2 separate regions of the Mus musculus genome follow, and region 1 is linked to region 2. The links are chromatin loops, found by intact Hi-C in ENCODE. Cell type or tissue: heart. All regions are shown on one strand. Each heading gives the region's core, and the rest is flanking DNA. Links, peaks and the distances in the headings are about the cores only.

Region 1 (7,616 bases), core at 1-4,000, 160 kb after region 2:
GGGTTAAGTCTGAGTTAGAGACTCAGCAACAGGAGGGGAAGAGGTTTGAGACCACCTCTGAGCAATGTCACCTCAGGTCCAAGGCGGCGCTGGGCAAAACTGTGCACAGTTTCATCAGGCTCTTTGCCCCTGGGCTTCAGCAACTCCCTCAGCCCAGCCCAAAACAGAGGTTTTGAGAAGGGGGGTGAAGGACGGAGTAGCCCCCTGCATGGAGGAAGGCATGGTTGAAAAGAAAACTCCCAGATTCACCTTTCAGAGGGTTCTTTTCAGCCATTAGACCCCCTGTGGCTGGAAGGCCTGACAGGGAGCGAAAGGGGGGTGTGTGTAATAGTGAGGTGTTACCTGAGGCCGGAGGGTAGAGGGTGCAGGGTACCGCCTACATACAGGAACCTGTTCTGGGCAGCTGGGTGATCCCCTCGGACAGGCAAGACTTCAGACTCCAAGCCAAGTTCAGAAACCTGTTCTCCACAAGCCCTCAGGAAGAGGAGAAACTAAGGAAAAACTGACCCAACGTTTTTCCTCTCTGCAACTCCGTCCCTTTGGAGAACTCTCCTCCACTACCTGTCCTACACATTCCACAAGACGCTCACCAGGAGCAGGGTCCGGGCTCCCAGGGCTCCAGCCGGCCTAATCCCTCGAGGTCCAAGTTCAAAGATCGCACCATCTGATCCTCGGATTGAGCGGATCCATCCTCCCAAACGCTTGCTGCCCTCCACTAAGATCACCTGGCGCCAAAAGTGAAGCACTGTCGCCACAGGGCAAAGGGACTGGGGGTCGGGGGAAGTGCATATTTCACGGAACAAAAATCTATGCAGCTTTTGCTAGAAATATCAAGAGTATTAAATGAGTCTTTCTCTGGTACTAGTGGGGACTCACCTTAGGAGGACTGGGGCCTCGGATCAGATGATAACTTGCGGCCAATCCACTGATACCTCCGCCAAGTACTATCACAGTCCGGCCCATCGTAAGGCCTGGGAAAAGGTCGAGATACCCCAGGAGAACGGGGCAGGGGAGCACTCTGTTTTACAACTGCAGAAACCCCCACTGGTCCCATACCCCACTTCTGGACACTTACTGATTTATGAGCAACTAATGCAGGGCGCGCGTGTACGTGCTGGTGGAAGAGTAAGGTCTTCGTTCTGAAGCCAGAACTTACCCACGAGATAGGGGGAACCCGAGAAAGTGAGTGACTGATAGAGGCCCTAGGAGCAGTCCATCCTGTCCGTGTGCAGATAAGGGCCACGCCCACGCTATCTCCCCAGCACAAACCCTTCGGAGGCCAGAATTCTACAGCACTCGGTTTTTCCAGCCTCAGGGGTGAGCAGGTTCAAGTCTGGTATCCCCGCCCCTAACTTTTAGGGTCCCTCCGACTCTCCGTCGATTCCTTTCTGGCGGCCTGCGTGACTGCGTTTCACTTTCTTGCTTCTTGATTGGAGGGTCTTGGAGTGCGGGTTCTGGATTGGTGAGCTCTGGATACATTCACCAATGAAAACACCATATTGGCAGTGACGCTACCAGAGGAGCAACAGCCGCTTTCGGAGTCAGTTCCGTGGAGCGGGTTAACCTGTTCGTGTCCTAATCGGAGTTAGTTGCAGTAACCGGCACTGCCTTCCCCAGGGACAGGACAGCGAAATCCTTGAGCATTCCCCAGCTCAAGCTTCCCAGGTCTGTGGTGAAAACCCTGGAGGTGGGAGAGCCCCACGAGCTTTAGTTAGGGAGAAAGAGAGAGACACTTGGAGGCCAGTCCGTGGGGAGAAGGCTCCATAAACAGCTCCTTGATGTTAGCAACAGACAGGGCCTACGGGAGCAAGGGCCGCCCGGCAACGGTACCAGTGTTTGTCAACAGGGGTTCTTGGATGCCTTGCCCTCGAGGGGCAGTACCCCTCTCAGGAAAAACCGGCGTGCCAATGCCTGCACTCTAGTTTCAGGCTTTCCCGCAACTTCACAGGTCTCAGGGTTTGTCTGCCTAGTTCCACTAAACTCAGTGTTTGGGTCCAAGGCTGGGGCCAGCTCAATCCCTGTTCTTTTCCTTCTGTTGTGAGAGCGCCCCCACCTGTCCAGAGACAGAATTGGGGCCCAGAAAGGCTCCAATTGAACCAAAATTCTAGATATCCATTCCCTCTTATCCACAAATACAAACATGAACATCACTTTTTTCTTAATAAATTTATTCACAAAAAAGTGAGATTGCAGAGGTTCTGGGGGCTGTACATGGTCAAGGGTCTGGTGGTTTCTGTACATGGGACAGGAAAACAAGGCGGAAGGGTACTTCTTAATAAAAAAAATAACGGGAGCTACAACCAACCCTCCTCCCCTCCCCGATTAAAAAGACACAAAAATAGACGTCTGTGAGGTAACTGGGGGCTTAAGGGTGTTGGGAAGGTTTTCACAGGTGCCAGGGCTTCAAGATGGTGTCACAGGCACCGAAGTGGTTCCTGCATCAATTGGTAGAACAGCACGTAGCCCTCACTGGATGCCACCTGATTTTCACTGACAGGGGAAACGCTGAGAAGAGAAACGGGACACGGCTGTGGTCAGTGGTCATTCTTGTAGATTCCCCCTCCATCCCACAAGACTCAGAGTAGCCAGGTGGAGATCAGGAGAGACTCTCCACCTATCCTTTGTCAGGAACTTATCTTTTCGGAGCTGGGGGGGGGGCGGTGGGAGGGGGCAGGAGTTGAACAAGAGGCTATTCTCACCGGGAGTCATTGTAGACATGCCAACCAGTCTGGCACCGGCACAGGGCTGTGTAGTGGCCATAGTGGACACTACCCGAGTGGTTGCAAAGGGCATACAGCTGGTAGACAGGGCTTCCTGCGGGTTAAATAACATCAGTTTCCACACCCAGTTGTGTCTCCCTCCTGAAGATTCTTTAGGAGGTTCCCTGCCAGACTCACCCGCTTTGTCGCTGGCAAAGTCCCCTAGGCTTAGTCTCTGCAGTGGGAAGTCTACACCTACTGAACTTTTCTTGATGGAGCCTCGGGAGGTGGAAAATCGGTTCAGATCTAAGCCCTGGTTAAGGAGCACTGGGGAGGCTAAGGGTCTCTAGGGGGGACTGCAGTAATAAATTCAGTACCCTCCATTCCCCCAACACATCCTGAAAGGTGGCAAAGAAAGTCAGGGTGGCAGGTTTTCCCTAAGGGAAACTCAAACGAAGGCGAGGAGACACTGTATGGGAGATACCCTAAGAGAAATAAGAACGTGAAGATTAGGATATGGAGCACGAGGATTCGGGGGAATCTTTGTACTGTCAACTTTTTGGTACTTCGGGTTTTCTGCCGACATCGGTCACACACCTAAATAAACAGCAAATAGTGTTAGGTCAGGGTGCCCTCACCTAAGTTGCTTTTTCNTGACACCCCCAACTTACACATAAATTTAGTTATGTTTCTCATTGCTTTGCCCCTCCCCCCCCCATAACCTAGGTATACGAGGACATACCGGAGACCCCTAACACACACCCAGACAAGTAACTGTTATTCCCAAATCAAGGAGACATGCATTTCCCTTTATCCAGACAGACCCTCCCAGGTCTCCCCCATTAAAGTCCCACATACTGGGGCATTCTCCGACTCTAGCTCTTCCTCCTTGGTGAAAAGGCTGAAGCAATCCCGCAAAGACACTTTGCCCCCAGCAAATCCTTTCTAGGGGGAAAGGGGAAGTGAGGGTCAGCATGTTCTGAGTTTCCTTTTTTTAAAAAAATCCTTTTTTTTTTTTTTTAAATCCAGGCTTTAATTCTGCTTTAGAGACCCACACAGTTCCCACCCACACTTAGGAGTGCGGAGGGGTGGGTCACAGAACCCCTGTTCCATCCACCCCTGGAATCTACTGGAATCCCACCTTGGGGATGGGCAGGGACAGGTCACAAAAAACCTCGAAGGTCGTGGAGCGATACCCACAGGCCTGGCACTTGAGGCAACTTTTCAACTGGCCCACAAACAGGTCTAGGTAGAAGCAAAAGGCAGAAGAAGTTACCGTCAGATGCCTAAAGTGCTCACTCTCCTAGAACAGTTGGTGTTCTCCCCGTGCCTCTGACCTGCCTTTCTAATACAGCACTGCCACTCAGCGCCACACAGCATTTTACATCCTTGGCATCTGGCCTTGCCCCCATGCTTCCTTCTCCCGAGCCCCAGCTCCCACTGTGTTGCCCCACTGCATACCCACCCACAATCTTGCTGTCTTCTCGCTCCAGGTAGCGCTTCCACATTAAGTTGGCTCGGTCATCATCACTGCCACAGAGCAAGGGAAGGGAGCAACCTGTGAGACAGCTATAGTACTGGGCGGCCCCAACCACGGAAATTATCCACGGAACCCTGGTCCCTGTCCACATACCAGCTCCTTCCCTAAATTCCTAGTCAAAGGAGTAAGCAATGCCCCTGGGAACTTTCTGGGGAAATCCAAGATGAAAGGACACACATACATATACATTTATATATGTATGTGTATATATACACATGCATATATATGTATGTATATATATAAACACACACACATATACACAGGGCCATCTTCCTCTACAAGCTCTTTGATATATTTGATTGTAGACGTTCTCTCCTTCCCCAGCTCAGTGCATCTCTGACTCTATTTTCTGCCTCTATATGTACTTTCCCATCTTCCTCCCTTCCTTCCTTCCTTCTTTTTTTTTTTTTTTTTTTTTTTTTTTTCCTGTGCTAAAGGGTCTCTCCTAGGCCCTACATTTCAGTTTCGGTTAGCTCAGTTCCGTGATAACTGAAAGCTGATAGAAGTACTGCGGAGAGGAGCAAGGGGGAACAACCCTTACCTCAACTCAGGTTCTTCATGCAGAGCCCCTCCTCCTCGGCAAGGTGGAGAGGGAACTGGTCCGCTGGCCAAGATTGGCGGTGCCCGGCGCCCTCGTCGGTTGATCTCAAGGTGCAACCGCTCCATGAGGAGCTTCAGGAACTCTTGGGCATCCTGCTGGCTACAGCCAGACAGAATATGGGCATCTGATCCATCCCCTCGTGGTCCACACAGTACCCCCTGCCCAAATGTGGGTTCCCGTTTCCTCAGTGTAGGAAATCTCAAGGCTTACAACACTGCTGCCAGAGCCTCAGCTTGTCCCCGCCCCCAACCGGAGCCAGAGAGAAATCCCATTCTCTCAGTTTCCCCACCTGTATCCAGAGAAGGAAGGGACGTATTTCTGGAAGACAGCCCGGAATCGGGTGGGATTCACAGCTTCACAGGAGTCAGGGTGCCAGAGGGCACCAATCACATCTGCAAAGGCTGTTGGTTTGACAGTGGGGAAGGGATTCAATGCTAATGTCTAGGAGAGCAGGCAGGCGGGAGGAGCTTCTGTGGCTAGAAAATCTCTAGGAAGGAACAAACTGGGGAAAACGGATGTAACTGCCAGCTTGAAGGGCTGGGAGCCATGGGAATTGGGAGGATAGAACTGAAGGGGTTGGGGGAGAGAGAACAGAAGGATCGGGAGTTGTTGCCCACCTTCTGTGAGTTCCTGGGCTCGGCCTCCTCCGGGCACCTCTTGCCGGAAGTCCCTTCGCAGACAGAAGTCTCGAAGAGGCCTTGTGCTGCTCAAACACTGTAGCACGGCATTCAGGAAGCACTGGGGAAGCGGTGGGGACACTGCTGTTACCTTTGCAGACCGGTGCCCAGCAGGACTGAGAGCGCTTCCTGCTCTCCGGCATGCCTCTCCTGGGTCTGTGCCTGTCTCCACCCCCAACACCATCTCACATCCCTTTTACAGAGAAGGACAGGAAAGTGGCTCTTACTGTATTTCCTAGATTTCGGAGGCCAACATGACCAGAGCCCAGAAGCAGTGTGTGGTGAGCCTAGAAAGTCAGAGGACAGTCATATTCTACCTGGCGCTTTCAATAGCATGCTGCTGAATGTCTCCCCAACCCAACTCGTGCCCCAGTTCTACCCTGTTCCCCTCACTGGTCATCCTACCTCACTGGTCATGAGTAGTAAGCCCATCACAGCTGAGTGTACCACAGACTCAGCCATGGCTGTCACACCAAGTCCCCATTTACTCCGCTGCCAAGCTAGCCGGCGCTGCAGCTCCTGAGGCAACTCCCCAAGCACTGGCATGGTTGCCCAGCTGCTCCCCGCCCCCACTTTACTGCCCCCAAATCCCCCTCCTGCCCCCGTGGCCCCTTCTTGCACCCTCTCCTGCTGGCTCCAACTGCAAGCAGCCTAGCTCAGTTAGCTCGGGAAATGGGGAACCACACCAGCACAGGTGCTCTTGACTCCGCCCCTCCGCAGCTCCAGGGATTAATTAGGTCTAGGCCCAGTCCTAGGAGAGATGTTGCCTTAAAAGAGAGTGCCTAAGGACCCAAGGAAGAATTCTAAATAGTCGGGCTAATTCCCTAGGGACTAGAATGGCACACCAAGTTGGAGAATCACATACAACCCAAAATAAGATCTAGAAGGTCTCAGAAAAGACAAGAATCCACTGGTGTAATGAGGAGTTGACAAAGGGACTCAGAGAAGGGAACACAGGAAAGCCATAGTATGACAAAGTTGAAGGCAAGAGGAACATGAGCATGGGAGAGACCACGTGTGCTGTCAAGTCCTCACCATCTTGTCATCAGAGTAGAAAGGCTCAGAAGGCCGGGCAGATATCATGTGGAAGGAGCCATGGGAAGTAGGGGGCTCTGTCCGTATGCTGAGCAGGGTAGGGGGGCCAGGGAAGCCCCCAAGACGCCGGAGAGAAGTACTACGTCTCAAAGTGGGTGGCTCAGGCCGGAGTGCCAAGCGGCTCAGTGCAGCCCCTAGCTCGCCAGCGCCACGGTGCCCTCCCAAGGCAATCCCCATTGGACGCAAGTCCCCACTGCTCACAGACTTGGAACGGGCTAAGTTGGTCCGGGATGGGAGAGGCAGAGCCACAGCTGGGGGCGGTGAGCCAGGCAGGGGAACCCCATGATCTGCTCGAAGGGGACCTCTAGGACGAGAGCCTGAGGTCCGACCCCGACCCAGCTCCAGTTTCTTGAGCCTTTCATCTGGGGGACCTGGCCTGGGAGGCAAAGGTCGTAACATGGAGTTTGGCCCAGGAACTGGGTTTCGGCGCTCCTTGCTGCGTGCCCGGGGAGGAAATGGTATCTTGGCTCCCACTCGGGGCTGTACATTGACAGGTGGCTCTCGAGTCCGGCCCAGGCGGTGCTCAGAAGCCTGGGGCATTGTGGGCACCACAGGCTGGACCTGAGGAGAAAAGAGAGTCAGCGTTTGAATTAGGAAGGGAGAGAAGATACAGGCGATCATGCAAGCTGTCTTCTTCATGTACCGAGGGTACATATAACGTTTATAAAATCAGTTCTTGCATCTCCAGGACCTGGCAATGTTTGGCATACGAAAAATACTTAGTACTCCTTGAATAAACAAATGATTGAATAGCAGACCATCATTTTGACCTTTTCATGCCCCACCCCCTCTCTATAGAATACAGATTTATTTAAAAGCCACTGGTACTCTCAATCTCAGCTGTTTTTATAATCTACAAACTCCCCATATGTGGCTAGTCAAGTGGGATGTGCCATAGACCTGGGACTGTGGACGCAGGAATCAGTCCAAAAGACAGCATTCCAATCTCAACCCCAGCTCCTCTGGGTTGCAAATGAAGCGGATTAAACGGGTGATCTGCAATC
Region 2 (10,700 bases), core at 2,633-6,632:
TTACAACCACTGGTTATGAAGGGAGCCAATCGAAAACAGAGGGACGTGGTACGTAGTAGTGGTTTCTCAGACAAGTTTGGGGCTGGCCTGGCTTGCGAAGCGTTTCTTGACAGCATGAGACCAAAGTGCGGATCTGGGGACTTGCAGGCCACTCGGCCCATCCTCAGCTTCCGGTTCCTTCTCCCGGACGCAGCCTGTCCCTCCTCGTCTCCTGGTCGCCCCGCCTTCATGCCCGGTCTCACGGTCCCAGTAGCGCTTTCCCGGTACTCAGGCGTGAGTCACGGAAAGGGGGGTTGTGGGTTGAGCTCATTTCTGGACAGTGGGACCGGATGTGACTCTCCCGGGCCACGCACTTGCGGGAGGAGAGCGGAGCAGAGAAAGGGTAGGTCCTCTCTGCAGCAGGGGCTGTGGCCAAGAGGCTCCAAAGACCCCGCAAGGGAAATGGGTACTTTCCCTTTCCTTCCAAGAGTTCCCGTCGCTCCAGCCTAACCCTCCCCCTCCTCAATCCCGCCCTAGCTCAACAGTTCAGCAGTTAACTTGGGAAGGTTATCTTTCATTAAGTAACTTTCAGAATCTTCAATTCACTAATGGGAACTCTGAAATCATAATTGCTCGTTTCCCATTATTTTGTAGCAGGCTACAGATCCTTGTAATCACCTTAGGAGATAACCACCATCATCAAAATGTTATGCATCAAGAAAAGAATAGACCTGCTTGTGATCCCATTCTATTAAGTGATGGACCTAGGTCCAAACATTTACATCAATGTCACAAATTCTTTCTTAGAGTGGTTTTCAACCTGTAAGTCAAGACCCCTTTGGAGATCCAATGACCCTTTCACAGGAGTCTCATATCAGATATTCTGAATATCTGATATTCATTTATATTATTATTCATAACAGCAAAATCACAGTTATGAAGTAGCAATGAAAATAATTTGATGGTTAGGGGTCATCACAGCATGAGGGACTGTATTAAAGGATTGCAGTATTAGGAAGGCTGAGAACCACTGACTTAAAATCTGTTCTACAGAGCCAGTGGACATCTTTAATCCCAGCACTTGAGAGGCAGAGGCCAACTTGGTCTATAAAATGAGTTCCAAGATAGCCAGAGCTGTGGGAGGGGATTGGGGTGTGTGTGTGTGTGTGTGTGTGTGTGTGTGTGTGTGTGTGTGTGTGTCTCGGGGTGTACCACTGCAATCACTCAGAAGGCTGAGACAGGTGGATCAAGCCTGAGTTCAAGGCCTGGTCTACAGGACTACATAGAGAAACCTATCTTTAATAATAATAATAATAATAATAATAATAATAATAAGGATAATGCAGTGTAGTGACAATTTTGAAATTTTGGTTTATTTAAAAACCACAGAAATATTATAAGAATATATTTTTGTTTAATCCCACGTATGGGATATGGGGCTGCTTCATTCTGTCCACAGCAGCTGACTCTGATTTGCTTAGTGCTCTAGCAGAGGCACGTTTTTTGCCAACTGCAGATAGTTTCTGCAATTGTGTGACATTTGGAATTTGAGGACTTTCCAGAGGGTCTATAAATGCTAGGGTCCCGAGTGATGGGGTGGGTTGTTGGTTGGTTGCTGTTGGTCAAGGTGTGTTGCGGGAAAGATTAAGTATTTGCTAAGTAGTTGTCTGCAAAGAAGAAACAAGAAGAAATTAGATATCCTGTGGGCAAAGATTAAACTTGCCCCAAAGAGCTCCACACCGCTAATGAACAGGAAGTAGTCTAACCATAATGTGGCTCCCTTTCCTTTTTATTCTTGAAACTACAAAGTATCAGACTACAAAGCACAATTAGCAACACTTACTTAAGGCGTTACAACCCTTCCATTTGTGAAGAGGCAGTGTTCCCAGGACTTTCTCCAGATGCCCTCTGAGCAACCCTATTGATTTCTCTAGAATCACTCAATAAACCTGTGCTTCTAAGCAAGCTTTTGAGATACAACTTTAGGTATATATGTCTCGTGTGAAAATACTCATTTATGGCTCTCCCTCGAGGAGCCCTTACGCACACTTAAGTATGCCTTTTTCTTTCCCTAGTCTCTCTTTCTCTTAACCTTCTTGTGTAAAGTTTGTCAGAAGTGTTCTTCAGGAGCCGGAGAGACGGCAAGTACTGGCACTTAACCTCCTGAGTACCGGTTTTCATTGTAGGTGTAGATGCCACCTTGTTTAATACAGATTTAAGGACAAATACTGAAAGATAGAGAGCAGCTTAGGAAAATGCAGGAAACACATTACAAACCTGAGGGTGGGTACGGATGTCTCAAAAGAGTAAGACCAGACACTTAACTGAAGTCACTGAATAGCTTCCAGTCATTACCCTTTATTATGCTATTTCTGTGTACTCACTTGAGCAACGTAGCCTATATCTCCTCCTTGGGAGAAACTGACTAAAGAGGAAATGTCACCGGTTTCATTATACAAGGTGACACACCTTCCTCTTCATTGTCTTGGGATACACTTAGAACCCACCATCCTGAACATGCTAATTAAAATGCCCTGATAGCAAAATAACTAAGTAAAATTCATTTTTTTTAAAAGATATCTTCTGAGAGGCCACACGAGACTGCTCCTGCAACCTCAGATAAGATGCAGTTAATGTCCCGTTTTCCCCTGTCACAGAATCAGGGTGGGGCAGCCCATTCACAGATAAGGGGTCTTGGAGGTCACTTTGACAAGCATGCTGGGGTCTGAAATAGAGGAAATGGACAATCTCAGCTCCAGAACCAGTCCCTAGAGATCTCAAACAATATGTGACAATTTACCAGTGAAGTATATCTTACAACCGGTGTAATTTCCAGTCACGTGAATGAACAGTTCCAGAAAATTCCAGCACCTCAAGCTATCATCAATCTTGAGTCTCCAAGTCTTCCTAACTCAAGTGTCACTGATTTTGATTTTGGAGTAGAGACAAGCTATCCCTATAGGGTGTTGCTACAAAGCCCAGTACATAGCCGGCACATGATGGGCTCCCACTTGTCTCCCACTTTTGGAGTTCTTTAAATGTCATTTGTTTGTTTATTTATTTAGGTTTTGTTGTTGTTGTTGAGGGTCTCTCTCTCTTTAGTCCTGGATGTCCTGGAACTCCATATGAGGACCTGTTTGGTTTTATATTTACTTTTTAAAGCTAGATGGGCTCCTTGCTATCAATGTTCTGGAATAGTACAAGATTCCACCAGGCTTGTGTCTTAGTCACTTTTCTCATCACTGTGACAAAGTACCGGACAAACGCAACTTATGAAATGAAGAGTGTATTTTGGTTCACAGTTCAAGAGTACAGTCCACCGTGCTGAGGAAGTTATGGTATCGGGAGTGTGTGGTGGCCGGTCACATTGAATCTTCAGTCAGGAAGTGGAAGAGAAGAACACAGGCAGGCAGGCAGGCAGGCAGGCAGGCAGGCAGGCAGCGTTTTCCATTGAATTCAGTATAGGCCTTCAGTCCATGTGATCCACATGCATGCAAGGTCTGCTCTTCACAGTTAACCCTGACAGGACCTTTACAGACACCTCGAAGTGTGTCTCCTAGGTGATTTTAAATTTAGTCAAGTTGACAATGAAGATTAGCCAGTAATAGGGAGTGGTCCTATGTACACACACACACACACACACACACACACACACACACACAACACAACTAAGGATTAAACCCTGGTTTTTCACATGTAGACAGGCACTCCACCACTATGCAACATCTTCAACTCCATCTTATATTTTTATTTTGAGACAAGATCTCACTAATGTCCCAGCTGTCCTTGGAGTCGCGCTCTAGTTCTGGAAGACCTTGAGCTTACCATCTTCCCGCCTCAGACTCCTGAGGAGACAGAATTGCAGGCTTCCTCCACTGAGCCCAGCATTTAAAAAAGAAAGTTACCAAAGAAACATATACTTCTTGCTTCCAATCAACAACAAAAAAAATATATAAAATAAACTCATCCTCTTTGTCCCATTGAGACAGTCTCACTGTGTAACCCAAGCTGACCTCAAATATTCCAATCTCAAATATTAAGGCCTAAATGGAATGTTTAGGCCTAGGTAAGATGTTAAGGCCTAGGTCACTGTTGCCTGGCTAGCCTGCCGTTATAAGGATCTGGGGATCAAACTCACGTTGTCAGGCTTGGTGGCGAGTGCCTTTACTCATGTAGCCACCCTATTAGTCCAAGAAAAGCAATTTCTAAAAGGGATTTAAAAGGATAGGGAATGTATGTCAGTGAGAGAGTGCTGCTCACCATGTACACCTGGGTTCAACCCTTGGTCCTTACAGAATAAAGAAAAAGAAGGTTTAATGGCATCCTCGGCGAAACTATCTAGGCCAGTTTTGTTTTGAAGAAAAATTCTAGTTTGTTCTTTCTTCTTCTTCTTCTTCTTCTTCTTCTTCTTCTTCTTCTTCTTCTTCTTCTTCTTCTTCTTCTTCTTCTTCTTCTTCTTCTTCTTCGTCTTCTTTCTTCTTCTTCTCCTTCTCCTCCTTCTCTCTCCCTCTCTCTCTCTCTCTCTCTCTCTCTCTCTCACACACACACACACACACACACACACACACACACACACACACAGAGAGTAAAGGAAGAGATAATAACAATTTCCACTAGGGGGTGCTGTAGTCTCAGAAAAGAACCCAGGCGTTTGGCAAGGAAGCACTTACCTTTGTAGTCCTGTATCATTTCTGGCCTTACTATGCACCAACTGCTTTCAGCTTGTATGGGGGAATCTACAAAGTCCGGCTCTCCACTCCAACACCTACTTACCGCCGGAACCAGTGAAGTAACAAGCAGGGCTCCTTGGAGCTACTTGGGAGAAATCTTGGAGGCTTGACAACATCACCAGATCTAATGGTTCTGGTGTCAAACAGCCCAAGAAGGGAAACAGATGCCTAAATCTTGAGTAATAACCGCTTACGCCATTAAGAGTGCAAGCTGGCCGGGCAGTGGTGGCACACGCCTTTAATCCCAGCCCTTGGGAGGCAGAGGCAGGTGGATTTCTGAGTTCGAGGCCAGCCTGGTCTACAGAGTGAGTTCCAGGACAGCCAGAGCTACACAGAGAAGCCCTGTCTCCAAAAACCAAAAAATAAAAAATAAAAAAAAAAGAATGCTCGTTCCACACTTTCTCTAAGTGCTTAGATCACAGGTGTGGACCACAGCACACAGTTAAAGTCAGAACAACACAGAGATCAGCGTAGCCCCTGTGCAGAATCGCCACACAAAATATAAGCCTTAGATTTAAAAAAGAAAAGTTCGTGTTTCAAGTGTGGTATGGTGATAGACAGCTAGGCCTCCAGAACTCAGGAAGTGGAGGCAGGAGAGTCAGAAGTTGAAGGCCACAGCTACATAGGGGACTGAGCCAGTGTGGTCTAGAGACCCTGTCTAGTGGCAGAGGTCTAAGCTTCACACTTTGTCCGATGGTGAATTAGATAAACCACAGTACATAATGCTTGTGCTATTTGGAGAGCTAAGCTTTTGGTGTCTGCCCCAAACTTGCTTGACTCATCTGAGTGTGTGGGTTCTGTTTTCTTTGTTTTCTGAGGTGCTGGATTTGAAACCAGGGCTCCACATGAACACACGACACAACTACTCTACTAAGTTCCATCCCAGATCTGCTAGGAGACTTTCAGAACTGGTTCAAGGACGAAATGAATGTCTGTGAAAAGCAGTTTCCCAAATCTGACTCTTTGATTCCACAACCTTATTTCCTAATGTATGCTACAGACATGCCCACATGCCAAGTGACGCATGCGCAGAGGCATTGCTGCCGTGTCTTCGGGAGAAGTTTCTGTGTTCAGCACGCAGAGCAGATGAGATGCGCACCTTCAGTGGCGCACACGTGGTTATTAAAAGAAGTCCTCTACACTAGCGCATGCTATAGCACACATACGTCATACATGGTTTCTTCACGGTTTTGTTTTGAGACAGAATCTTTCTCTGTAGTCGGTTCACAGGAACTCTGTTGTCTTGAGGGCCGTGTGTGTGTGTGTGTGTGTGTGTGTGTGTGTGTGTGTGTGTGTGTGTGTGTGTGTGTTGTATGCTTCCCAAATCCTCAATGTTACAGCTCTCATTATTTGGGGATAATAAAGGTTATATAAATCTTGGAGAGTAGGTAGGGCTTTTGAGGTGAGTGTACATTATTGGCTAGGGCTGAGGTGCTGGGTGCTGGGGATGCTTCATTTACATCAAGAGGAAATCCAGGTGCTTGCTGGACATGTTGAGAGAGAGAGAGAGGGAGTGAGAGAGAGGGAGTGAGAGAGAGGGAGTGAGAGAGAGGGAGAGGGAGAGGGAGAGGGAGAGGGAGAGGGAGGAGAGAGAGGGGGAAGAGAGGGAGAGGGAGAGGGAGAGGGAGAGGGAGAGGGAGAGGGAGAGGGAGAGGGAGAGGGAGAGGGAGAGGGAGAGGGAGAGGGAGAGGGAGAGGGAGAGGGAGAGGGAGAGGGAGAGGGAGAGGGAGAGGGAGAGGGAGAGGATGAAGCTGAGCCATCTCTCCAGCCCAGGTGGGCACTATCTTGCACATCTGTCTAGGTAGAGGAGTGTGTGGCTTACAGGTACAGTTGGCTTTGTCACGTGGGTTCTGGGACAATACTCAGGCCATCAGGCTTCTCAGGGAAGTAGTTTTTTAACCCACTGAGCCATCTTGCTGATCACCTCTGGATTCTCTTTTTGTTGTTGTTTTGAGACACATTAAGACTGTGTAGCCACAGCTGACCGGGAACTCACTATGTAGAGCAGGCTGACCTCAAACTCAGAGATCCACCAGCTCTGGCTCCCAATTTTTGGGATGAAAAGTGTGCACCTCACATTCACCTCCCATCCCCACCCCAGGCACTCTTAAGCCAGTAAAATTCTTGAGCCCTCTTTGCATGAAGTGCCTACAGGCCATGTTAGCACAGTTAATGCTCTGAAGTAGGACAGTCTACATTTCTCATGCAAGGTCGCTAAAGCCCGGGCTGATGAACTTTTCTAAGGCCTCATTTTCCAAGCACAGTCAGAATTTCACCCAGATAATTTGGCTCCAGGATGGACATTAATGGTTGTCCTCACTTAGGTCTGAGTTCACACACTGTCCACAGAGCTGAGGAAAAACTGCCTTGATAGTTAACGAAGACAGCAGTTCCCAGAGAAGCCATGGCTACAGAGCTGTCACTTTGCCTCTTGTGGGCAAAATGGATGTTCGAGAGCAGAGACAGCCCTTGATCCTAAAATAACTCCTGTGTCCTCCATCACTCTAGAGAGTAATGAGAACCACAGGGACAGAGCACACGGGGCTGCTGGCCTATGTCACATTACCCAGCTGTGAACTGTCAGAGCCTGTAATAAGAGCTGTTCTTAACCCATTATCTGGAAGGGTCAGGAGTATCATTATGCTGGGTTGGATAGGAGAAACATTTTAGGGGAAAAAAGAACTAGCAATTATCTCCCCACTGAATTTTGGAGGCAGCCTCAAGTAACCCAAACTTGGAGCCATCCTCCTGCTTCAGCATCCCAAAGGCTTGGATTGCAGGTATAAACAACCACATGCAGCTTGCTTTCTTGAAAGAAACAATTTGTTTTTAAATCATATGTGTGAGTTGAGGTAGCTGTTTCAGAAGAGGGCGTCAGATTCCACATAGCTGTGGTTACAGAGGCTGAGAGCCATGGGCACTGGGAAAGCCAGCTTGGCTCTACTGGATGAGCAGAGAGCACTCCCAGTCACTGAGCCATCTCCCCAGATCCCTTCCCCACCCCACGTCCTTCCTTCAAACCAGCACCTATGATCTATAGAATAATGGGTTTCATTGTGACATTTTCATTCATGTAGGATTCTGATTGCGTTCACCCTCTTATGCCCCTCCCCCTCCCAGTGGACCCCACCTGCTTCCCCCTATACCCTCTTCTCACTTCACGTGGACTTTTGTTCTTGTTGTTTGGTTGTTGAGATAAGGCCTTTCTATGCATCCCTGACTGGCCTGGAACTTACTATGTAAACCTGGTTGGCTCACATTTAGAGGTCTGACTCCTCCAAGTTCTGAGGTTAGAGGCGTCACCATGCTTTCGTGTTTGAGTGTGTGTGTGTGTGTGTGTGTGTGTGTGTGTGTGTGTGTCTGAGCTCAGAGATGCTTGCACACGTGGGAGGTTATTCCCAGGAGCATGGACCACCTACCAGTGTGGCTGGTTACAACACTGAAAAGAAGATCCTGCCCTCTCCAGAACTATTAACATAAAGGGCGGGGCCTTGTGAGCCCCTCCCCCAGCAACAGTTAACGCCTCCATAGCTCCAGGAAGGAGGGGGGGCCTCATGAGTCCCTTCCCTGTTTTTTGGAGACAGGATCCTACTACATAGCCAAGGCTGGTCTTGAACTTGAGATCCTCCTGCCTCCACTTCCTGGATACTGGGATTACAGGCGTGCACAGCCATATCTGGCTCTTAAGTATCTTTGGACAACTTGGGTTTTTTCCTTTTTTTAAAACTTAAGACTTTGTAACTGACAAGCCCTCTTTAGTTCTAACACCCCAATAGATGAGTAGATGGACTTAACAGAAATTTCAATGAGTCTCTCAGGGTTCCTTGGTTTTATAGCTAATAGGCTCAGGCCCTGGTACCTACTCAGTTTCCCACCCTACGTTCTGATTTGCCATATCCTAACCAACACTATGAAGCTATATCTTGGGTCCTGTGACTGTAGGGGGATGGAGGAGACAGGAGTCACTTAAGGACCAAGGATAAGACATATATTTCCTTTTGGGAACAAACCAGTTGGTTGCTTCCTAAGCAGTGTGCCTTTGTTATCCTGTGAGCAGCATCTTGGCAGCGCCCAATTCCCACTGTGAACATTTCATTCACCTTATTCTTCAGTGTACAAAGCAGGCCATCACTACAGTGTGTGATGGATGAGGGGTTAGGCTTAGTTCATTATACCACAGTGTCTCACACACTCAGCTCACGGGGGTTGGGGGGTCTCAAAGTTTGTTTAAATAGTTGAAGATGTCATTCAAAGACAACCTGGAAATTCTGAAGCAGACTTAACTATGTTGGGGAAACAGCTATTTACATGACAGTTATCCCTGATTTGTTTTGGACACATGCAAAGTATAGTAACTGAGGCAAATGCAGCGGTCCTGCTCAGTGGTCCTGGGATTTTGGAAGCAGAGGCAGGAGGACGGGGTGTTCAAGGTATCCATGGCTACTTCTCAGTTCATTTTCTCATGTTTGTTTGGGCCTCTATACTCTAAAATGAAAATGAACCTACGTTTCAGAGAGAAAGGAAGAGGGTAGTGTAAACCACAGAATGTAGCCCAACCCCTGCTGACCGGGAGTAACTCCCAGAAGGCTGGCCTTCTGCAGTTGCCAGGCAACAAGTGTAAACAGCACTGGATCATGGCCACTAACTACAGTGCCAACCAGGTAAGCGCTTGCTCGTCACCCTTTTACATTTGAGTTTATGTTCCAGATGCTGCCCTTGACTGCCCGCTCCCATCAGACTCTGACTGGGTTGAGGCGGTGCTTCATCTCATGGGTGGGAGGGCCCAGGAACAAGCAAAGAGGATCTGGGTTAAATCTGTAGACCGTAAGCCAGGAAGCAGTGATTTTATTTGTACAGGCCAGAGTAAGCAGTTTAGGCTTTGTAAGTCAAGTGACAAAGTCATATCTATTTATATGAAAGTTAGCACTAATTTGTTTCAGAAAAATTCAAAATATAGGGGTAGAGATGCTCCCCAGTGGTCCCCGAGGCAGGAGGATGGGTGTTCAAGGCATTCTGGGGCTACATACTGAGTCCAAGGCTAACCTGAGCTTCAAGAGAACCCCTCCCCCTCCACACACACACAGAGAGAGAGAGAAAGAGAGAGAGAGAGAGAGAGAGAGAGAGAGAGAGAGAGAGAGAGAGAGAGAGAGAGAGAATGAAAACAAGGACACAAAATAGTCACTGATGGTTCGAGGCCAGCCTGGTCTACATAGAGAGTTCCAGGCCAGCCAGAGTCTTGTAGTAAGAAAAGAAACAAAATATTGCCTACACATTTTTGGAGTTCCTTTGGAGAAAATATTTTCCTTCTTTAGTATTCCCAGTTTAGTGTTGTTCTTTTTCTTCGTTTATGTGTATGTGTGTGAGTAGGTAGACAGGTAAGGTTTTGCTACTACCTACCTATCCCAGACTGGACCACAAAGTCACAACCCTCCTACCTTCCTCTGCTAAGCGTGAGGCTTACAGGTGTGTGCCACCTTGGCCAACTACCTTCTGTCAAAGCAACACAAATGGTTGTTTTATGTCTACAAATATTTTTACAAATGGTCTATTTTTACAAATAAAAAACGTTCTTGCCAGGGAGGCAGGGACAGAAGGGTGGAACCCAGCCTCAAAGAAAGAAAGAAAAAGAGAGAGAGAGAGAGAGAGAGAGAGAGAGAGAGAGAGAGAGAGAGAGAGAGAGAGAGAGAGAGAGAGAGAGGAAAGAAAGAAAGAAAGAAAGAAAGAAAGTGGCGTTTTCTGCCCCTTGGCCTTCTAAAAGCAGGTAGCAATGTGGATTTGGTTACCATCCCTTGGTCTAATCTAGCAGTCTCCAGCAGTGTGTCACAAACATAATTTAAAAGGTTTTAGCAGCTATGTGAAAATTAAAAATTAAATTTTGTAATGCTCAGTAGAATATAATAAACCTCAAACATTAACATTTAATTGCATTTTTAAAAAGTCTAACCACACACACACACACACACCTATTTTATACCAGCTCCTTAAAATCCA

The links. A loop is a pair of places that touch in the nucleus more often than their neighbours do. Peaks named below come from ENCODE experiments on the same cell type or tissue, not always from the same donor. Only the 100,000 strongest peaks of a DNase experiment are listed, where the experiment ranks them.
Region 1: it touches region 2 in a loop (6-fold over the local background); 6 of 42 quality-filtered maps call a loop at or near these places.

What each region holds. Positions count from the first base shown.
Region 1 is chr1:171,279,798-171,287,413 of GRCm38, forward strand. Ppox (protoporphyrinogen oxidase) reads right to left here and starts at 1,389. Exons shown (of 13, transcript NM_008911.2): 1 at 1,076-1,389; 2 at 877-971; 3 at 591-725; 4 at 343-458; 5 at 72-204. The coding sequence starts at 963. It overlaps Usp21 (ubiquitin specific peptidase 21), which reads right to left. Exons shown (of 13, transcript NM_013919.4): 2 at 6,553-7,173; 3 at 5,745-5,804; 4 at 5,458-5,578; 5 at 5,130-5,241; 6 at 4,781-4,939; 7 at 4,165-4,229; 8 at 3,841-3,944; 9 at 3,558-3,644; 10 at 3,218-3,296; 11 at 2,898-3,005; 12 at 2,700-2,814; 13 at 2,152-2,505. The coding sequence starts at 7,152. The coding sequence ends at 2,415. In heart, for the core only: a CTCF peak has its summit at 2,057 (motif pointing left); DNase peaks (open chromatin) are centred at 664, 1,464, 2,724 and 3,874; H3K4me3 peaks cover 3,085 bases; H3K27ac peaks cover 2,617 bases.
Region 2 is chr1:171,113,824-171,124,523 of GRCm38, forward strand. It overlaps Cfap126 (cilia and flagella associated protein 126), which reads left to right and starts at 9,222. Exons shown (of 5, transcript NM_001379426.1): 1 at 9,222-9,370. The coding sequence starts at 9,344. In heart, for the core only: a CTCF peak has its summit at 4,618 (motif pointing right); a DNase peak (open chromatin) is centred at 4,788; H3K27ac peaks cover 296 bases.